Linked DNA regions of Homo sapiens: region 2 is linked to region 1. Evidence: read pairs that join two places in POLR2A ChIA-PET (ENCODE). Cell type or tissue: K562. All regions are shown on one strand. Links, peaks and the distances in the headings refer to the core of each region. The heading gives the core; the rest is flanking DNA.

Region 1 (10,398 bases), core at 1,226-9,225:
AAATACACATTGCATACCCAAGAATATTCTTCAGTTTCATAAAGAAATCTGTTGTCAGCCAGGGGCAGTGGCTCATGCCTGTAATCCCTGTACTTTGGGAGACTGATGCAGGAGGACTGCTTGAACTCAGGAGTTTGAGACCATCCTGGGCAATATGGCAGACCCCGGCTTTACCAAAAAATGTTATAAATTAGCTGGGCTTGGTGGCACATGCCTGTAGTCCCAGCTCCTTGGGAGGCTGAGGTGGGCGGATCACTGAAGCCCAGAAGGTTGAAGTTATTATGGTGAGCCATGACCACACCACTTTGACTCCAGCCTGGCCGACAGAGTGAGACCCTATCTCAAAAAAATAATAATGGTGATAATAATAATAGGACCTTCCCATAAGGCTGCTAGGAGAATCAAATGAATTCATCCATCTAAAACCCTTAGAACAGGGCCTGGTGCTTGGTAGACTCTCAGTACAAATTAGCTATGTGGAGAAGGAACACATCTCTTTCCTTAGGATTCTGGGAGATCTCATGAGCTACTTCCAACGTTTCTCAAGGCAGATTGGCAGATCATTTTTGGGAGGTGCAGATACTCAGAAGACACTTTAATTAGGTTACACATACATACCCATGCACGTTTTCACAAGTGCAAAGTCTTCACTCATACACTATGGGGAACTGGAATGGCTGGATGAGACTTGGTTGGAGTGCCAGAGTGGGAATGGGTTTAGGAGCTTGTCTGATGGATACAGAGATAGACTGAAATATATTTCAGCCTGGGAAGCGTGTTGTCACATAAGCCGCTGATTAGATTACAGAAGTGTAGCATTTACTTATCTTTACTATTTCAAATGGAAAAAAAATCAATATTTTCCAATTATCTTCAATGGGGTATTAAACTGACTTTGTCATATTTCGTTTCACCATCCCAGAAAGAGCAGGGGGAAGGGATCAGGAAAGCACATTGCAAGAGCAGATGACATCTCTACTGCAGAACACGGTCATGCCTTCTGTCCCTTTCAGCATTGTCTATTCAGAAATTCGGTCATTTACTCGTTCATCCATTTCAGAAATTTCTACTGATGCACACTCCATTCTAGGCACTATTCCAGGTGTGGAGAATTCACTGATAAGCCAGATAGCAGCCTCTGGTTTCATGGGGCTTATTTTTAGTTGGGGAGACAGACTACAAACATATTAATAAGAAAATGTCAGTAAGTGCCATGCAGAAGGTTAAGACGGAGGACTGAGGGCTGGGTCCCTCTGGAGAGGTGGGTGGTTTTAAGCTGAAATCTCATTGCTAAGAAGGATCCCTCATAAGACCAAGGGCATGAGTGCTCTTGGCCCAGAGGAGAGAGCTAAGGCCCTGAGGCAGGAAGGAGTCTTGGGTCTACGGAGCAGAAGAGGGATGTGGGACTAGGTGCAGTGGTGCACGCCTGTGGTCCCATCTGTGCAGGAGTCCACTTGGGTGTATCGCTTGAGCCTGGGAGGTCGAGGCTGCAGTGAGCTGTGATCACACCACTGCAGTCCAGCCTGGGCAATAGAGCAAGGTTCCTTCTCTAAATACAAAGAAGAAAGACTGCAGGGAAGAGGGCTGCAGGGAAGAGGGAGGAGAGGTCCAAAATATCCCGTGGGCCAGGCCATGCAGAGCCTGGTCAGAATGAGGCTTGGATTCTTTTCTGCATGCACAGGGAAACATTAGAAGTTCAGGCAGGCAAGTGGTAGGGTCTGGTTTTTATATGGCTGCCATAGGAAAATCCAGGCAAGAGTGGAGGCAGGGATACCTACTAGGTGGCTGTTGAAAAAGTTGGTCACATGCAGTGGCTCATGCCTCTAATCCCAGCACGTTGGGAAGCTGAGATGGGTAGAATTGCTTGAACCCAGGAGTTCGAGACCAGCTAGGCAACATAGTGAGACCTCATCTCTAGTAAATTAAAAAAAAAAAAAAAAAAAAAAAAAAGCTGGCCATGATGGCACATACCTGTGTCCTAGCTACTTAGGAGGCTGAGGCAGGAGGATCACTTGAGCCCAGTAGGTCGAGACTGCAGTGAGCCATGATCATGCCCACTGCACTCCAGCCTGGGCAACAGAGCAAGACCCTGTCTGGAAAAAAGAAAAAAGAAAAAGCCCAGGGGGAGTTGACGGGGCCTGGCTTGGAGAGCGGGATGATAGGAATGAGCAGGTTCCAGATCTATTTGGAAGCCCAAGTTCAGTTGAACTGGCTGAGATCCATGAATAGTCAGCAGTTTATGGGAACTAATAACTGCTAAGTACCTACTGTATGCAGGGCACTGTTCTGAGAGTTTTACATGTAGTGCCTTAACCCTGACAATAGACTTAAATGGAGTCAGGACTAATAGGACTCCCAAATGGGTAATGAGTAGCTAAGAGAGACGGGCTGACCCAGAGCCTCCCCTCTCAGCCGCCACACAGCATTGTCCCCAGGCTCTTACCTAATTATGAAGCTCCCAGAAGAACACATGGCTAAGCATTTCTAAACCAAGCAAATGCGCGTTAACGGTGTGCAGGTTATAAATAAGCATTTCTGTATGCCAGCTGCTGTTTGGGTTTGGAAAGGAAAAGAAGATCTTAGCATGACTTGTTTATCCCAGGTAATTTGGCAGTAAACTGGGCCCCAGAAGTCAAGTTACACAGAAAATGCAAAGGAAAAGTGACAGGGGTATCATATCAGGCTTTCCAAAAAGGAAGGTAACTTAAAGGCCCACATCAGCCTGGAGGCACACGTGGGGAATGAAGGGAAGGGGTGTTGCAGAGCCGGTGTCTGCCTGGCTTGCTTGCTTGCTTGCTTGCTTGCTTGCTTTTTTTTGACGGAGTTTCACTCTTCTTGCCCAAGTTGGAGTAATGGCGCAATCTCAGCTCACTGCAACCTCCGTCTACTGGGTTCAAGCGATTCTCCTGCCTCAGCCTCCATAGTAGCTGGGATTAAAGGCATGCGCCACCACACCCGGCTAATTTTTTGTATTTTTGGTAGAGACAGGGTTTCACCATGTTAGCCAAGCTGGTCTCAACTTCTGACCTCAGGTGTTCCGCCTGCCTCGGCCTCCCAAAGTGCTGGGATTATAGGTGTGAGCCACCACGCCCGGCCCTACCTGGCTTTCAAACAGTCCTGCTCTTTGTCTAATAGATTTCTGTTGTTTTAGTGGGATGTCCTTAAAGAAGTCCCCTCAAAACGGGTCCATGGCATCAAGATAAAGAAATAATAGGAGTCCAGGCGCGGTGGCTCACACCTGTAATCCCAGCATTTTGGGAGGCCGAGGCGGGTGGATCACCTGATGTCAGGAGTTTGAGACCAGCTTGGCCAACATAGTGAAACCCCGTCTCTGTTAAAAATGCAAAAATTAGCTGGGTATGATGTCGTACCCCTGTAATCCCAGCTACTTGGGAGGCTGAGGTGGGAGAATCACTTGAACCTCGGAGGCAGAGGTTGCAGTGAGGCGAGATTGCGCCACTGCACTCCAGCCTGGGCGACAGAGTGAGACTCTGTCTCAAAAAAAAAAAAAAAGGAAAGAAAAGAAATAATGGGAAAGTCAGGCATGCTGCTTCACGCCTGTAATACCAACACTTTGGAAGGCAAAGGTGGGAGATTGCTTTGAATCCAGGAGTTTGAGCCCAGCGTGGGCAACATAGTGAGACCCCTGTCTCTACAAAAGTAAGTTTTAGCCAAGTGTGGTGGCACATACCTATAGTGCCAGCTATTCTGGAGGCTGAGGTGGGAGAATGGCTTGAGCCCAGGAGTTTGAGACTGCAGTGAGCTATGATCACACCACTGCACTCTAGCCGGGACAGCAGAGTGAGATGTCTCATAAAAAAAACAACAAAAAAACAAAAAAAAAAAACAAAGGAAGAGTGGGAAAGTGGGAGATCTGTCTGCCTAGTTATGTACTGAGTTGGAAACTAGAGGCCTGATTTTTTTAGCCTGTACAGAGCCTTAAAATTTTTTAAATTATTAATCATTTAAAAATTAGAAGACTGGATTTATCACTTCTCTGGAAAATCTAATCCATCAAAACCAGGCCCACCTTTCTGTATGGAAACCAGCAGCTGTTTTTTTTTTTTTTTTTTAAGAGATGGAGTCTTGCTTTGTTGCCCAAGAGCTGCTCCCACCTTAACCTCCCAAAGTGATAGGATTACAGGCATGAGCCACTGTGCCCCTCCTGGGCAGCTGTTCTTAGGACACCTTGTCCCCATCCTGCCACCTTCCTCTGTTTACCTCACTCCAACACATGCGTATCTTTGCAAACACTATAGGTAGAAGCCAGAATCAAGGTTCAGGAAGCCGGCCAGGCGTGGTAGCTCACTCCTGTAATCCCAGCACTTTGGGAGGCCAAGGCAGGCAGATCACCTGAGGTCAGGAGTTCGAGACCAGCCTGGCCAACATGGCAAAACCCAGTCTCTACTAATTCAAAAATACACCGGGCGTGGTGGTGGGCTCCTGTAATCCCAGCTACTTGGGAGACTGAGGCAGGAGAATCACTTGAACCCAGGAGGTGGAGGTTGCAGTGAGCCAAGATTGTGCCACTGCACTCCAGCCCCAGGCGACAGAGTGAGACTCTGTCTAAAAAAAAAGGAAGTTGAAATGGGGGTATGGGGGTGGGGGTAGTAATGACAGGGAGTGCTCTCCTTCCTGGACTGGAAGAACGGTGTGCAGGCAGCAGGGTGGGGCAAGCACGCTGAGCATACTGGGTCAGCCGTTGGACTAATGGGTTGCTAACCCTTCCTTGCTTCCTTGTTGTGTGACCATGGGCAGTTTGCTTTGCTTCTGTGACCCATGCGGCTTTGTCATTGCAAATGGTAGGAAATCCCAAGAGCTATCACCCGGGGAAGAAGCTGACAATGGCAGGTGCTCAGAAAGCACTGGAGAAACTGACTCCCTTTGAAATCAGATCGTCAGACAACCCATCTGCACCTTCCTTTATCTTTTTTTTTCTTTTTCTTTTTCCTTTCTCATCTTCTCTAGCCATTTCATAAAAACTTTGCCCTCAAATAAATGAGCAGGTCACCAATAGCCTATTGGCTTCACTAAGGAACTGTTGGTTCAATTTCCAGAAACCGTATTTTGTCATCGTTTCATTCTTATCTCTCACACATTACTGATTGATCTCTTAAAAGAAGTCAGTTTGTCCTCCAAAAATATTGTGTTCTCTTTCCAGCAAGATTTGGGGTCCTGAGGTTCACGGAGGCTCCTCCATCTCCCTCTGACAGACCACCTGCCCCATCTTAGGTCTTGGATGGGAGAGTCTTTAGCATTTCTCATTATGTTATGTTTTTTACACATTTAAATCAGCCTTTGGACATTGCATATTTTAAGTTTGTTTTAGCTTTTTGAATAGGAAATAGATCCAAATAGATCATTCAAAAATAAAAATAAGACCAGGCACAGTGGCTCACGCCTATAATCTCAGCACTTTGGGAGGCTGAGGCAAGAGGATTGCTTGAGCCCACGAGTTTGAGACCAGCCTGGACAACATAGCAAGACTCCACCTCTACAAAAAGGTAAATAAGCTGGATGTGGTAGCACACCCTTGTGTTTTTTTTCTGTTTGTTTGTGTTTTTGTTGTTGTTTGAGAAGGAGTCTCCCTCTGTCACCCAGGCTGGAGTGCAGTGGCACGATCTTGACTCACTGCAACCTCTGGCTCCTGGGTTAAAGTGATTCTCCCACCTCAGCCTCCCGAGTAGCTGGCATTACAGGCACCTGCCACCACGCCTGGGTAATTTTTGTATTTTTAGTAGAGACGGGGTTTCACCATGTTGGTTGGCCAGGCTAGTCTCGAACTCTTGACCTCAGGTAATCCACCCGCCTCGGCCTCCCAAAGTGCTGGGATTACAGGCGTGAGCCACTGCACCCAGTGGTGGCACACCCTTGTAATCCCAGCTACTCAGGAGGCTAAGGTGGGAGGATCGTTTGTGCCCAGCAGTTCCAGGCTGTAGTGAGCTATGTTCACACCAGTGCATTCCAGGATGGGCAACAGAGCAAGACTCAGTCTCTAAAAGATAATAGTAATAGGAAAATAAAAATAAAAACAATATTAAAAAACATACCTTAAGAGTCCTTCACATGCCTCTCTGGGTAGTTCTTTATGCAAATAGAACCAATATGAGTATATATTTTGATTTTCCCTTTTTCTTAGAGAAAAGGTTACATGCAACATATACTTTCTGGTCTTGATTTTTTTTTCCACCTAAAATATGACCATCTTTTAAGGATATATAAGGAGTAGAATATGAGAAGCTTGCTCATTCTTTCAGCTTTACAGTGTTCAATTACATTGTGCGGATTCATCATATTTGTTCAGTGACTTATTATTTCTGATATTTGCTATTACAAATCATGATACAGCAAATACCTTGAGCATATGTTTGTTTCCTATTTGTGGACAGATGTCTTCACGGCTGATTCCTAGTAGTGATATTGCTAGCTCAAAGGAAAAATGCATTTGTGCTTTTGAGGGATTACAGGTGTGAGCAACCGGGCCTTGCCCCGGGAATAAGAAATAAGTTTTTTTTTTTGAGACCAAGTCTCGCTCTGTCGCCAGGCTGGAGTAGTGGTGCAATCTCGGCTCTGTGCAACCTCCGCTTCCTGGGTTCAAGTGATTCTCCTGCCTCAGCCTCCCGAGTAGCTAAGACTACAGGCACATGCCATCACGCCCAGCTAATTTTTGTATTTTTAGTAGAAACAGAGTTTCACCCTGTTGGCCAGGATGGTCTCAATCTCTTGACCTCGTGATCTGCCCGCCCGGGCCTCCCAAAGTGCTGGGATTACAGGTGTGAGCCACCGCACCCGGCCGGAAATAAGTTCTTAATCCAAAACTCTTGTGATGGGGAGGCCCTTACACTGGATTTCTTTACCTGCAGATTTCTACTGAGTTCCTTTTATTCTCCAAAACCTGACCTTTCATGCCAAGACTGAGCATTTTACCAGACTCGATGGGAGTGAGGGTCTAATGTCAGTGCTGGGCTCTTACCTCCACCCCCACCACTCCCCTCCCACCTGAAGAGGATAAATAGAGGGAGTGATTACAATATGAATAGTTTAATTAGGAATATCATGAAATTATATTCTGCATATATATTTTTATCATGTACTATATACATTTCCATATGCATCAAATATGCATGCATATTAGTCTACAGCAGTGGATTTAAAAAGCTATGTCCTGTAGACTGTACTTTACGGGTTGTTTAAGACTCTTTATCAAGGGTAATTTTGGCACTGATTTTCCCTTTGCCTGATGACTTCAGAAACTAACATCCAAGAAGATGCGACTCCCCTCTAAATGGTAGCGATGAAGATTATCTTCATCTAGAGCAAAGTGTCAGAATGTGCTAACCATTGAAAACGAATCCTATGTGCAGATAAAACCTTGCTGAAATCATAAGTGGGAGAATAGTATTGTAGTTACAAAATTCAATGCAGTCACTTCTTTTTTTTTCTTTTCCCCAGACAGACATCTGTTCTATAAAGTGAAGTATATTGGCCTTATTTATTGCTTCATAGCTGAAGCAGGCAGGTCACCCTGCAAAATTCAGAGGAACACCCCCTTAATTTTGCAAGTGGCATATATTGATATTAATGTCACCTTTTTCCACTTCCTTCTTTGAGTTGTTGTGAGAATAAATGAGATATAGGTAGGAAAATGCTCAGAGAAGCTAAGTGCGGTAGACAGGCACAGTGTAATCTGGTTACAGCACTTCCATCCTTGACAGGCAGGAGCTGTCTTCGCATCGAGCTAATCTGGAGGAGAGAGAAAGGCTCAGTGGTGTGAGGACTGGGCCAACCAGTCTTCTAGGGAGTTTAGATAATAAATGCTCTTAATTGAGTGAATTATCTTCGTTGGAAAATAAGCAAATTATTTTCCGATTTAATGAATTAAAAAGCTTCTAATTAACTCCAGTAGAAAGATTTGCTTTTATGTTTTATTTTATTTTATTCTTTTTGTTTTGTTTGTTTTTATAGAGACAAGGTCTTGCTATGTTACCTAGGCTGGTCTTGAACTCCTGGCCTCCAGTGATCCTCTTGCCTTGGCCTCCCAAAGTGCTGAGATTACAGACGTGAGCCACTACATCTGTCCTACTTTCACATTTTAGTAGTTAAGCTCTATGTTCTTTGCATTAATGTAACTGAACGACTGAACGCAGGTCTCATGCTTGCTGCTTGCAGAGTTCGGTTAATAAGAGTGAGGTCTGGTAATAAGAAAGTGAATTTATTAACCAAAACTAATAAAGGGAAGTGGTCAGATTCCTATCCAAAGTAACCACTTCCATTTTGTGGAGGAAGAAAACTCCAGTTTTCCCTTACAGGAGTGAGCCAGGCGCAGTGGCTCACTCCTGTAATCCCAGCACTTTGGGAGGCCTAGACAGGCGGTTCACCTGAGGTCAGGAGTTCGAGACCAGCCTAGCCAACATGGTGAAACCCCATATTTACTAAAAAAAATACAAAAATTAGCCAGGCATGGTGGTGGGCATCTGTAATCCCAGCTACTTGGGAGGCTGAGGCAGGAGAATTGCTTGAACCTGGGAGGCAGAGGTTGCAGTAAGCGGAGATCGCACCACTGCACTCCAGCCTGGACAACAGAGTGAGGCTCCATCTCAAAATAAATAAATACATACATAAATAAAAAGGGAAAACTTGATAAAGAAGGCATGCAAGAATTGGGCTGAGTACTATCTGTGTGTCTTGTTCGGGTGGCCATCTTGGGTCCCAGTCTACCTGGACATTGGGCTGGCGTCATCTCTACAATGGCCAGGTTGTTAACTCGCCACCGTGAAGTCATCTCTGCAATTTTGCAGCTGGGTCTCCAGGCTTGCTCCAAGATTAGCCGCTGGAACTTCTAAGAAGGCACATAGGCAAATACTAGTATACAGTTAGAGAAATGTGAAGACAGTATATACGGTGAGAAAGGGAGGGACACGGAGTCTATTTTAAGGCTAAGAGAAAAGGCTTCTGCAGTTTCCTTTAAGGTTCAATCTTGAAATCCAAGAGAAAGGGGAAAAAAAAGTTTTCAAATGCATTTTGAAGTTAAGCTGCCCAGTTACGTTAATATTTTGGTTTTTGTTTGTTTGTTTGTTTGTTTTGAGACAGAGTCTCACTCCTTTACCCAGGCTGGAGTCCAGTGGTGCGATCTCGGCTCACTGCAACTTCTGCCTCCGAGGTTCAGGTGAATCTTGTGCCTCTGCCTCTTGAGTAGCTGGAATTACAAGCATGTGCCACCATGCCCGGCTAATTTTTGTATTTTTAGTAGACATGGGGTTTCACCATGTTGACCAGGCTGGTCTTGAAGTCCTGACCTCAGGTGATCCACCCGCTTCGACCTCCCTAAGTGTTAGAATTACAGGCATGAGCCACCACGACTGGCCACATTAATGTTTTGTTTTTATTGTCCACCTTAATTTTTTAAACTGTTCTTTATTAGTATAACATAATTTTAGAGATGAAAAGCAACCATAAAGATGATTCAGCCTAACTCTTAAAGAAAAAAAAAAAAAACTATGGCCCATAGAGACCTAATGACTTATCCAAGGTCCCATAGCTGTCACTTGTCCCTCAGGACCAGATCCCCAGGAGGCTGTGTGGCCAGCAAAGCAAGGGCCTCAGTCAGGCGCTGGGATCTGCCGTGCTCACCCTGGAGGAGCTCTGCTCCCTCCTGCTGCCTGCTCTTGCCCTGGGCCCTGTGGGGCCCTGCAGGGCCCTGCTGGCATCTCACTGGCCTCTGCACTACTCCTGCTGCCAGGACACCCCAGTCTGTCAGTGGCCCAGACCCCAACCCGCTTTGTGCCTAGCAGCTCAGGGACAGTCCCTTCGCTCTGCATGATGAGGCCTGACTACCTGGCATGTCATTTTCCCTGGCCAGCCTTAGGGCTCACTCGGAATCCTTAGACTGACAGCCAGAGCCGTGTGGTCAAGGGTTTCTGGGAGCTGCTCATTCTAGCTCCTATCCCAGAGCAGCAAGCCTCAGGAGGTCCTGATAAAATTGGCCTAACAATCAAATCTCTTGATCCCTAAATCCTGGGGGTGTGTGTGTGTGTGTGTATGTGTGTGTGTGTTTAACTAATAAACTGGTTTTTAGAGCGTTCAGCAAAATTGAGCAGAAATTACAGAGAGCTCCCATATACCCCTGTCCCCACATACATCTCCCCAACTATCAACACCCCACACTGGGCTGGGTGTGGTGGTTTATGCCTGTAATCCCAGCACTTTGGGAGGCCAAGTGGGGTGGATCACATGAGCCCAGGAAATTGAGACCAGCCTGGGCAACATGGCAAAACGCCCATCTCTATAAAAAAAATTTTTTTTTTTTAAAGAACACCCTGTATTACAGTGGTACATTATGCTGGTCTCTTTTTCATCCTTAAATCCTAGGTTCTTTGTCTTAAGGCAAAAAAGAAAACA
Region 2 (8,000 bases), core at 1-8,000, 200 kb after region 1:
CAGATATATTGACATTAAAAAACAGCCTTCTGCCTCAAGTTGTGCCTTTGGGCCTTAAAATTCCCTTGAGCAAATCACAGTCTGTCTGGTAGAGCTTCTGTGACCTGAATTCACCATCTGGGGATGTTGGGCTGAGTTCCCATCTCACAGGTCTGGGCCCCACCAGCCAGACAATGGCTACAGTGGGATGAGGTGGGGGTGGGGGGGAATGGGCACGTGGCCTGAGATGGGAGACCCCCACTGCAGTGAAATGGGTGCTTTGACTCAGATCCCACACCCCAAAAGGCCTTCCCGAGCACCAGGGGTCCCTGACATGTGGTTGGAAGCCAGGGCCCTGGACTCCTGGACTTGGGGCTTCAAATCCCTTCAGTGGCCCTCGGGCAAATCACTTAGTCCCTGTGAAGTTTAGCTTCCTTCCCTATAAGATGGAGGTGGTGATAGAGGTCACCTCGAAGGGAATGAGCAGAGGACATGTGGCCAGCTCTGCCCAGGGAAGTCAGGGATGCTTCCTGGAGGAGGTGTTGGCCCTGGAGGATGGACAGGGGCTTCCTGGGCCTCTGCTTTGCCATCACTGAATCTACTTTTGGGCGACTCTGTCCAGGGCACACTCTGGCAGCTCCAGGCTTATGTCCTGCTAGCTCCAAGCCCAGCAGAAGAGAAAGCTCCCCTTTCCAGGCAAGCCAGCAAAACCCCAGGAGTCATGCTGATGGGCCCGGCCATGTTTCAAGTTCAGCTCAGGGGGCCCAGGTAGGAATCCCCCTTGAGGAAAGCAGATGGAGAGATGGAGGACAGGGACCAAGTTCTAGTGACAGCCACGCCCGAAGCCAGGTAGCACCACACTTCAGGTTTACTTGTCCTGTAACTGACATAGAGGGGCTCCCAAAATGCTGAAGGAACGAGGGGCCCCAGGGGCACATGAGAGCCAGGTCAGGGACCCTTCCTCCCTTCCTTTCTGCAGGAGGAGCGCCTCTGCCTCTCCCTAGAGGAAAGGCACCAGTTGGATCAACAGCTGCACCCATGTTGCTGACCACGAATGTGGGCTAAGGTGTCGAGGAGAACCAGGCTCCAAAATCTGAAATCAGAGAGTGATGGCTGTTGCCCCTCCCTGCCCATAGAGCAGGTGGTGGCTGGGCCGCCTCAGACTCTACCATTAGGACTTTGAAACTGACCAGTAGAACCTGGCCATCTGGCTGGAGAACTCTGGCTAGAACAGGGAGAGATGTTGGCTCAAATCCACGTGAATCCTGCAAGCTCTTAGAAAGCATCTGCTGTGTTCCAGGCCCTGAGGCAGACAGAGAGGTGGTCCAGCCAGAACCTCTGCCATAAGAGAGACCCAGAAGCCACTGGGATGCTGCTAGGCATACAGGCCCAAAAAGGATGAGCTCAGTGCCATGAGAAGGAAGATCAGAAAGAGGCCTGTCCTGTCCTAAGGGAGAGCTCCCAGAGGGGTATTGATGTGTGAGCCAGGGGTTGAAAAAGGAGTGATAGAGGCTAACATTCACGAAGTATACAGTTTGTGCCAGGCTCTGTTTAGGGCACTTTACGTAGGTTAACTCATGACCGTGCCCATTTAACAGATGAGGAAATTGAGGCATAGGGAAGGTAGGTAACATACACAGCTACTAGTGGTGCACATGGAAGCGCCTGAGTCCATGCCCTTGACCTCCATCTCATGCCGCCCCAGGCCGCTGCAGCTGTTGAGGTGGGCGAGGCCTTGGCCAAGTCACGTGCCACCCCTGAAAGCCGTGGACCAGTGTCCGCTGTAGCAGGGGGCTCGCCTGTCTTGTCCTCTGCTACCTGCCCAGCGCCCACACAGCACCTGATATGGGAAATGGACCTCGGTCAGGTGGCTCTGCGAAAGGCTCCCCATGGTGAGCACAGCTGCCAGCAGCTCCGGTCACGTCAGCACCGCTTCTGTCCCCACATGGCCTGCCTCCCTTCAGTCATGTTATTTCTTTTGTTTGCCAGGCCAAGATTGTCCACGTCTCCCTGGATGGCCTGTGCGTCTCCCCGCCAGAGGGCTTTCTCATCCGGAAGGGGCCAGGCAACTGCCACTTTGATTTTGCTCAAGAAATCCTCTTCGTGGACTACCTACGGGCTCAGCTGCTGCCCCAGCCGGCCAGGAGGTGAGGAGAAAGTGGGCGCCACACACAGCCCCTCCCGGCCCCTGGGCCCGCTTGCTTTGCAAGTTGCTCTGATGTACATTCCGAAAGGGTTTTGAAACGATGATCAAACGCATTGCTTTTCAACTTAGTCATTTTCTAAAGCTCAGCCAAGCCTCACCGGAAGCCTGTGGAATGGACTTACCTTGTCTGGGGACATTTGGGTTTTTCACAGTCTGGAGTGCTGAAGATTTTAAATGCTTCATTGCGTTTCCTGCTGAGAAAAGAGGCTACAGCCTGCCTCCATTCCAGAAATGCCTGCCGGCCAGTTTGGGGAAGGGCCTTCCTTCTCCCGTTTCTGTGTTCCTGATTTAGAAAGATTCAAGGAGAAAAATAGAGCTTAATATTTCATGGATTCACTGGGATTTCTCGGCCCCAGTCTCAGCTGCATTAAGTTCATAACGATTTGTAAATGCCACGTTAAGTTTACTCATTGAAACCCCCTGATGTCCAAACGCCAGAGGCCAAGCTCTTGAAACAAAATGAGTTTCCCTGCACTGTAGCGGGGTTGGCTGGCTGGGCTGGTCACTAGGAAGTCATTTAATTGTAACATTGCCCTTGAAATGGAAGAGAACCAGGCTAGGGCTGGAGGGCACTGACAGCGGACCAGGGAGAGGGGCCCCGTCAGGAGGGCCGTGGAGGAGAGGATCCTTCCCGAGGGCCAGCTGTGTGAACACTTTGATGTGTCCTTTGGGAAATCCTTCCAGCCACCCTTTGACCTAGCCAGTATGATGCCCGTTTTACAGATGTGGGAACTGAGGCTCTGGCTGGTGGAGCCAGGTGCTGAAGATCATGAAGCCAAAGCCATCAGGGCTGTGCCTGCCTTCCAGCCTCCTCTCACTTCCCTCTCCCCATCCTGCCCCAGACTCCAGCCCTCTGGCCGCTTTCTGGGGCAAACACCAGCAGCCCAGTGACTTCCCACCTTGGGCCTTTGCTCTGCTGCTCCTCTGCGTGGAAGGTTCAGCTCTGGCACTTCCCAAGGCTGCCTCCTCCTGGAGGCCTTCCCAGAGCACTCCCTGAGGCAGCCTGCCCCACCCAGTCCCTCTGCCCTGTCACCCCGTCCTGGCTGTCGGCACAGCGTGGACCCTCCTTGTGTTTAAAGACATAGAGGGGGTTGGTTAAGAAAGGGGGCAGTGGTACCAGGCAACCTCACGTCCCATCCCGGTTCTGCCACTACCAGCTGCATGGCCTTGAGCAAGTGACCTCACTTCTCCGTGTTCCAGTTTCCTCATCCACATCCCAAGCATCTAAAAATACCCACCTCCTAGGGTTGTGTTGAGGAATAAAAGAGTCCATTTCAGGAAAGCCCTGAGCCCCGTGCCTCCCTGGCACAGCATCCTGCCAGCATTGGCAATGACTGTCATCTAGAGCGGGAACTCCACACGAGCAGGGGCCTCATCTCTCTTTTCCCTGCTGCATCCTAGGGAACGCTAAACTGCCATGTTTCTTCAAAGGCTGTTACCTAGGGGGTAACTGGCTGGTGATTCTGGGCCGTCGTGAGCTTCTTCATGGTGCTGTTTTGTGCTTTTTCAGGCTGGACATGAGAAGCCTGGAGTGTGCAAGCATGGACTACGAGGCACCGCTGATGCCCTGTGGCTGTATCCTTCTCCTCCCGCCCCACCAGCACATTCTGGGCCCCGAGGCAGCGCCTGGGCCGCAACTGCCCAGCCAGGGTTTCAGGCGGCCACAGATGAGGCAGCTGGAACTCCATGCAAGGAAACCAAGGCAGAGGATAGGAGGCCTCCTGGGTCCTCAGGGCCACTAGGAGCTGCTGGAACTGGGGCAGCCAGGCTAGTTCCTGCTGAGGCTGGAGGGGGCAGCACCCAGGACTCCAGCTGGGAGGGGCTAGAGAAGCTGGCACTGACCCCAGTGGCTGGACTGGGGAAGGGGGGTGTCCTGGAACCAGCCAGGGAGGAGGTGAAGATAGAAATAACTTGGCAATCCAGGCACAATAGCTCACACCTGTAATCCCAGCGCTTTAGGAGACCAAGGAGGTTGGATTGCTTGGGGCCAGGAGTTTGAGACTAGCCTGGGCAACATAATGAGACTCCATATCTTAAAAAAAAATAAATAAATTAGCTGGTGGTACATGCCCATAGTCCAAGCTACTTGGAGGCTGAGGTGGGAGGACCTTTTGAGCCCAGGAGTTCGAGGCTGCAGTGAGCTCTGATTGCACCACTGTACTTTAGCCCAGGCAGCAGAGCCCAGCACTCTGGTACTACTATCATTCCCATTTCACAGCTAGGAAAACTGAGGCACAGAGAGGCTCAGTAATTTGCCCAAGGCTGCACAGGTGGGAAGGGGTAGGGCCCAGGGGAGGTGAACCCAGGCAGCCTGGCTCTAAGGCCCGCTCTCTAGCCAGCCAGTTCTGGAAGCACTGTCTCTGGCTATGCCATCATCTGAGAGCCACCCGGCCTGCTCCTGGGAGTGCGGGGAGTGAGCAGAGCACAGGGCTGAGGAAAGGCTTGATGCCCAGCTCTGCACGTGGGACTTCAGCAGCAATGGTGGTCTCCTTGCCCCGGCCCATGGCCCCTGGCGCTGTGAGGTTTATGTGTCCCCTTCTTAGCCTCCTGTTTACTTGAAAGGGATGGAGGAGGTTGCAGGTACTCTGTTCTTGTCATTTCACAACCAGGGAAACTGGAGCATTTTGTTCAATACCATACAATCAGTTTGTGACACAGATGTTTCCCCATCCTGCCTGCTCCCTGGAGAGCACCCTCTCCTCCCGTCCTGTCTCCTGGGGCCTAGAGGAAGGCTTTGAATTCCTAATACACACACACACGGGCACACGCACACGTGCACACATGCATGCATACACACACATGAACACTCACATGCACACACACACACACATGCACACACATGCAATTTAAGAAAATGTGATGCTACCTATATTTTGATAGGCTCTAGTTGCAATAAGAGAAAAATGTTTTTCTCTCATTCATCAACATAAACCCAAAACAATTCCTCTTATCTTTGCCATTGTTTTACTATATTCTGAAAAAAAAAAATTAAGCCTTCTTTTCCTTAATAAAGTGTCCCAGTCATTTTCCAGTTTCAGCTTCTCACCAGCTGGGGCGACCCCTACTACATCGGCCTCACCGGCCTGGAGCTGTATGACGAGCGAGGAGAAAAAATCCCCTTGTCGGAAAACAGTATCCTTTGTAGGACAGGAGTGGGCTCCACCCAGACTGAAGGGAGCATGGGAGGGTCGGGAACGGGGCAGAAGCCTTGTGTGCAGAGGGAAATGGCCCTCTAGGAACCAGAGCCCAGGGGGCTTTGCTTATAGTCAGATGCTGACCCTTGGGGACGGGCAGCAGAGAGCAGCTCCCAGCCCTGCCTGCTAAGACATCAGGAGCAGGAATTCCACAAACCAGAGTCCTGTGGTCCAGTGAATTGAGAGAGGCTGCCAACTATAGCGCCCCCTTCTCGGAGAACCACAGATACTTTGGAGTTCCAAAGGCTCTGACAAGGTCTGCAGGGAGAAGCCTGTTGCACTGTGTTCAACTCAGTGTGTCCTGAATTTCTTAAGTATGGAACCCTTTGTGCATAGTATGCCCACACCAGAATTTGCAGACTGTTAGCCCAGTGCATTTTAAAATGAGTTGCTAATATTTTTAGAAATCACGAGGTTTCACATGAAAACCCTGATCTCTGGTTTCCCCTGAGAAATTGGCAACACAGGCCCTTGATTATGCATAGTGACAATGGCTGGACCTGGTTATCTGTTGCCATTTCTCCCCAAGCATATCCTTCTGGTCTACCTTAGCCCCCCACTCCTCCCATTGTTATCTACCAGGCCCCGAAACTCACTGCTAATATTTTCTCAGGGCTCACTCTGTGCTACCTCATCTGCCCTCACAACAATCTTGTGAGGTGATTGCTGCTGTTATCCCCATTTTACAGATGAGGAGCCTGAGACACAGAGAGATTGAGTAACTTGCCTAATGTCACACAGCCAGTGAGTGTCCAGACACCAGCTCTTGACCAAGCAGTAGGCTATCCTGCCTCTTTCATGTAACCTGCCTGGCCCCCTCGGATCTTGAATCTGTGATCCCTGGCCCACCACAGTTAGGGAAATACCAGGGCAAGTCGAACCCCAAAGCCTGCCTTGCATCTGTTTGGGGTCCCTGGCTTCCAGTTGGATCCTTTTCTGCCTTCCCCTGGTGCCACCACCCTCCTCAGCTGGGATGAATGATTCTTGATGTTTTAGATCATTATTAGCGACTCCTCGAAGCTATAAAGTTTCATTGATTTTACCAAAGTGCTCACATCTGGTGCACTCTGAGATCCTCACATCCATCCTGGGAGCTGGAGGTTTTTATACCCATTTTACAGATGGGAAAACAGGCCCAGGGTTGACCTGTGACTTGCCCACGCCCTCACAGGTCATAATGGCAGAGGCAGAGCTAGAAGCTGGGTTCTGCAGATCACATTAGCTGGGTCCAGCTGCTCCGAGGTCCTTCCACACTGACCAGGAAGAGAGGCTCGGCATGATACTCACATGCCAGGGTAGAATCCAGCCACCGCCCCATTCCCTTCCAAAAGAAAACCTCCGCAGAGCTTGCCCTCCACCCTCTCAAGCAGCAGCAACATTTTACGTCCCCAGCTCTGGCAGTTCCCTGCAACGTCTCTTTTTCAGCTGGCCTTCTGTGTGGTTTCCTTCTCTCTCTACTTGAAACTGACCACCTCTCCAGACACACCTGCTCCCCTTGGGCCCGGCACTCCCCGTTTCCCCAGGACACGTCCAATTCAGCTGTCACTGCTGCGGCTGCCCAAAGCATCAGCCCTGCCAGCCCCAGAGTCCCCCGAGCCACGCCATCAGCCTGAGGGTGGCTGGCAGCCCCGAGCACACAGATTTGGGTTATGGCAACTTAGACGTCTCCTCAGATATTGCGGCCTTCCCCGACAGCGTGAACTCCCTGGAGGGTGTGGGCGGGGACGTCCGCACCCCAGACAAGCTCATCGACCAAGTGAACGACACCAGTGATGGCCGGCACATGTGGCTGGCTCCCATCCTGCCGGGCCTGGTGGGTTCCCGGCAGCGGCCACCGCAGCTCCTGGCCCTCAGGCGGGCAGGGGGACTTTCTTTCCCTGGTCTCAGTGACACGTCTTTCTTCCAGGTCAAGTTAATCTCAAGCCAAGATGCTTGGGAGCTGTCAGAAAGGTTTAGGTCTTTGCTAACTTGCCTGATGGGGTCAGCTCTTCCAGGCCAGCAGTTCTTTCTCTTTTATAAGTGGACACCTGGGGCGAAAGGGGTCCCATGGGAATCTGAAGCCAGGAACCCCAGCACAACTGCCTGAGGGCTTGGGCGTCCTGGGTCCCTGCAGGCAGCCCTCTCTGGTTCTCTGCTCTGCCTGGCTTTGCAGCCACTGTGCCCTCTTCCTCCCCACCCAGCTCTCCGCACACTCACGGTTTCTGCCCCTTCCTACATCACCAGGTAGATGACCCCAGTACGGCCGCCCTGCCCTCCTTCTGGCCCTAAATTGGCCTGGTCAGCTCTTCCGACCAACTGACTCAGTTTCCCAGATCTCAAATCTTGCACTGGGTCCTGCTTAGCTTTTAGCTCTGAGGCCTCATGGTGAGAAGACGTGGTTGGTTGTGGTGGAGAGGAAGGGGAGAGGGCATGGACGGGGTGGTCAGCCCCCCTGCAGCCTCTCAGCCCAGGGCCAGGTGCCTGGTAGAGATGCACAGCGGGTTCTTGGCAGCCATATGACTAGGGATGTGTCCCTTGTCCATGCCATGGGACTGAGTGGGGGATCGGGGGCACCTTTTTCTCTGAAAACACAGGAAGGTACAGCATCAGCAATTCTATGACGGAAGTTTTCCAAAGGCCAC

The links. Peaks named below come from ENCODE experiments on the same cell type or tissue, not always from the same donor. Only the 100,000 strongest peaks of a DNase experiment are listed, where the experiment ranks them.
Region 2: POLR2A ChIA-PET joins it to region 1 with 5 read pairs; 2 of 35 experiments call an interaction of 5 or more read pairs at or near these places.

What each region holds. Positions count from the first base shown.
Region 1 is chr16:27,561,968-27,572,365 of GRCh38, forward strand. All of the region lies in intron 1 of KATNIP (katanin interacting protein), which reads left to right. Among named protein-coding and RNA genes, the nearest start is that of KATNIP, 17 kb to the left of the region's middle. In K562, for the core only: no CTCF peak of the experiment used is centred there; a DNase peak (open chromatin) is centred at 4,646; H3K4me3 peaks cover 252 bases.
Region 2 is chr16:27,767,893-27,775,892 of GRCh38, forward strand. It overlaps KATNIP (katanin interacting protein), which reads left to right. Exons shown (of 28, transcript NM_015202.5): 21 at 1,969-2,126; 22 at 3,696-3,760; 23 at 5,207-5,317; 24 at 7,053-7,192. Among named protein-coding and RNA genes, the nearest start is that of KATNIP, 220 kb to the left of the region's middle. RefSeq lists enhancers at 1,545-2,744, 3,581-4,346, 6,583-7,083. In K562, for the core only: no CTCF peak of the experiment used is centred there; no DNase peak of the experiment used is centred there; H3K27me3 peaks cover 1,476 bases.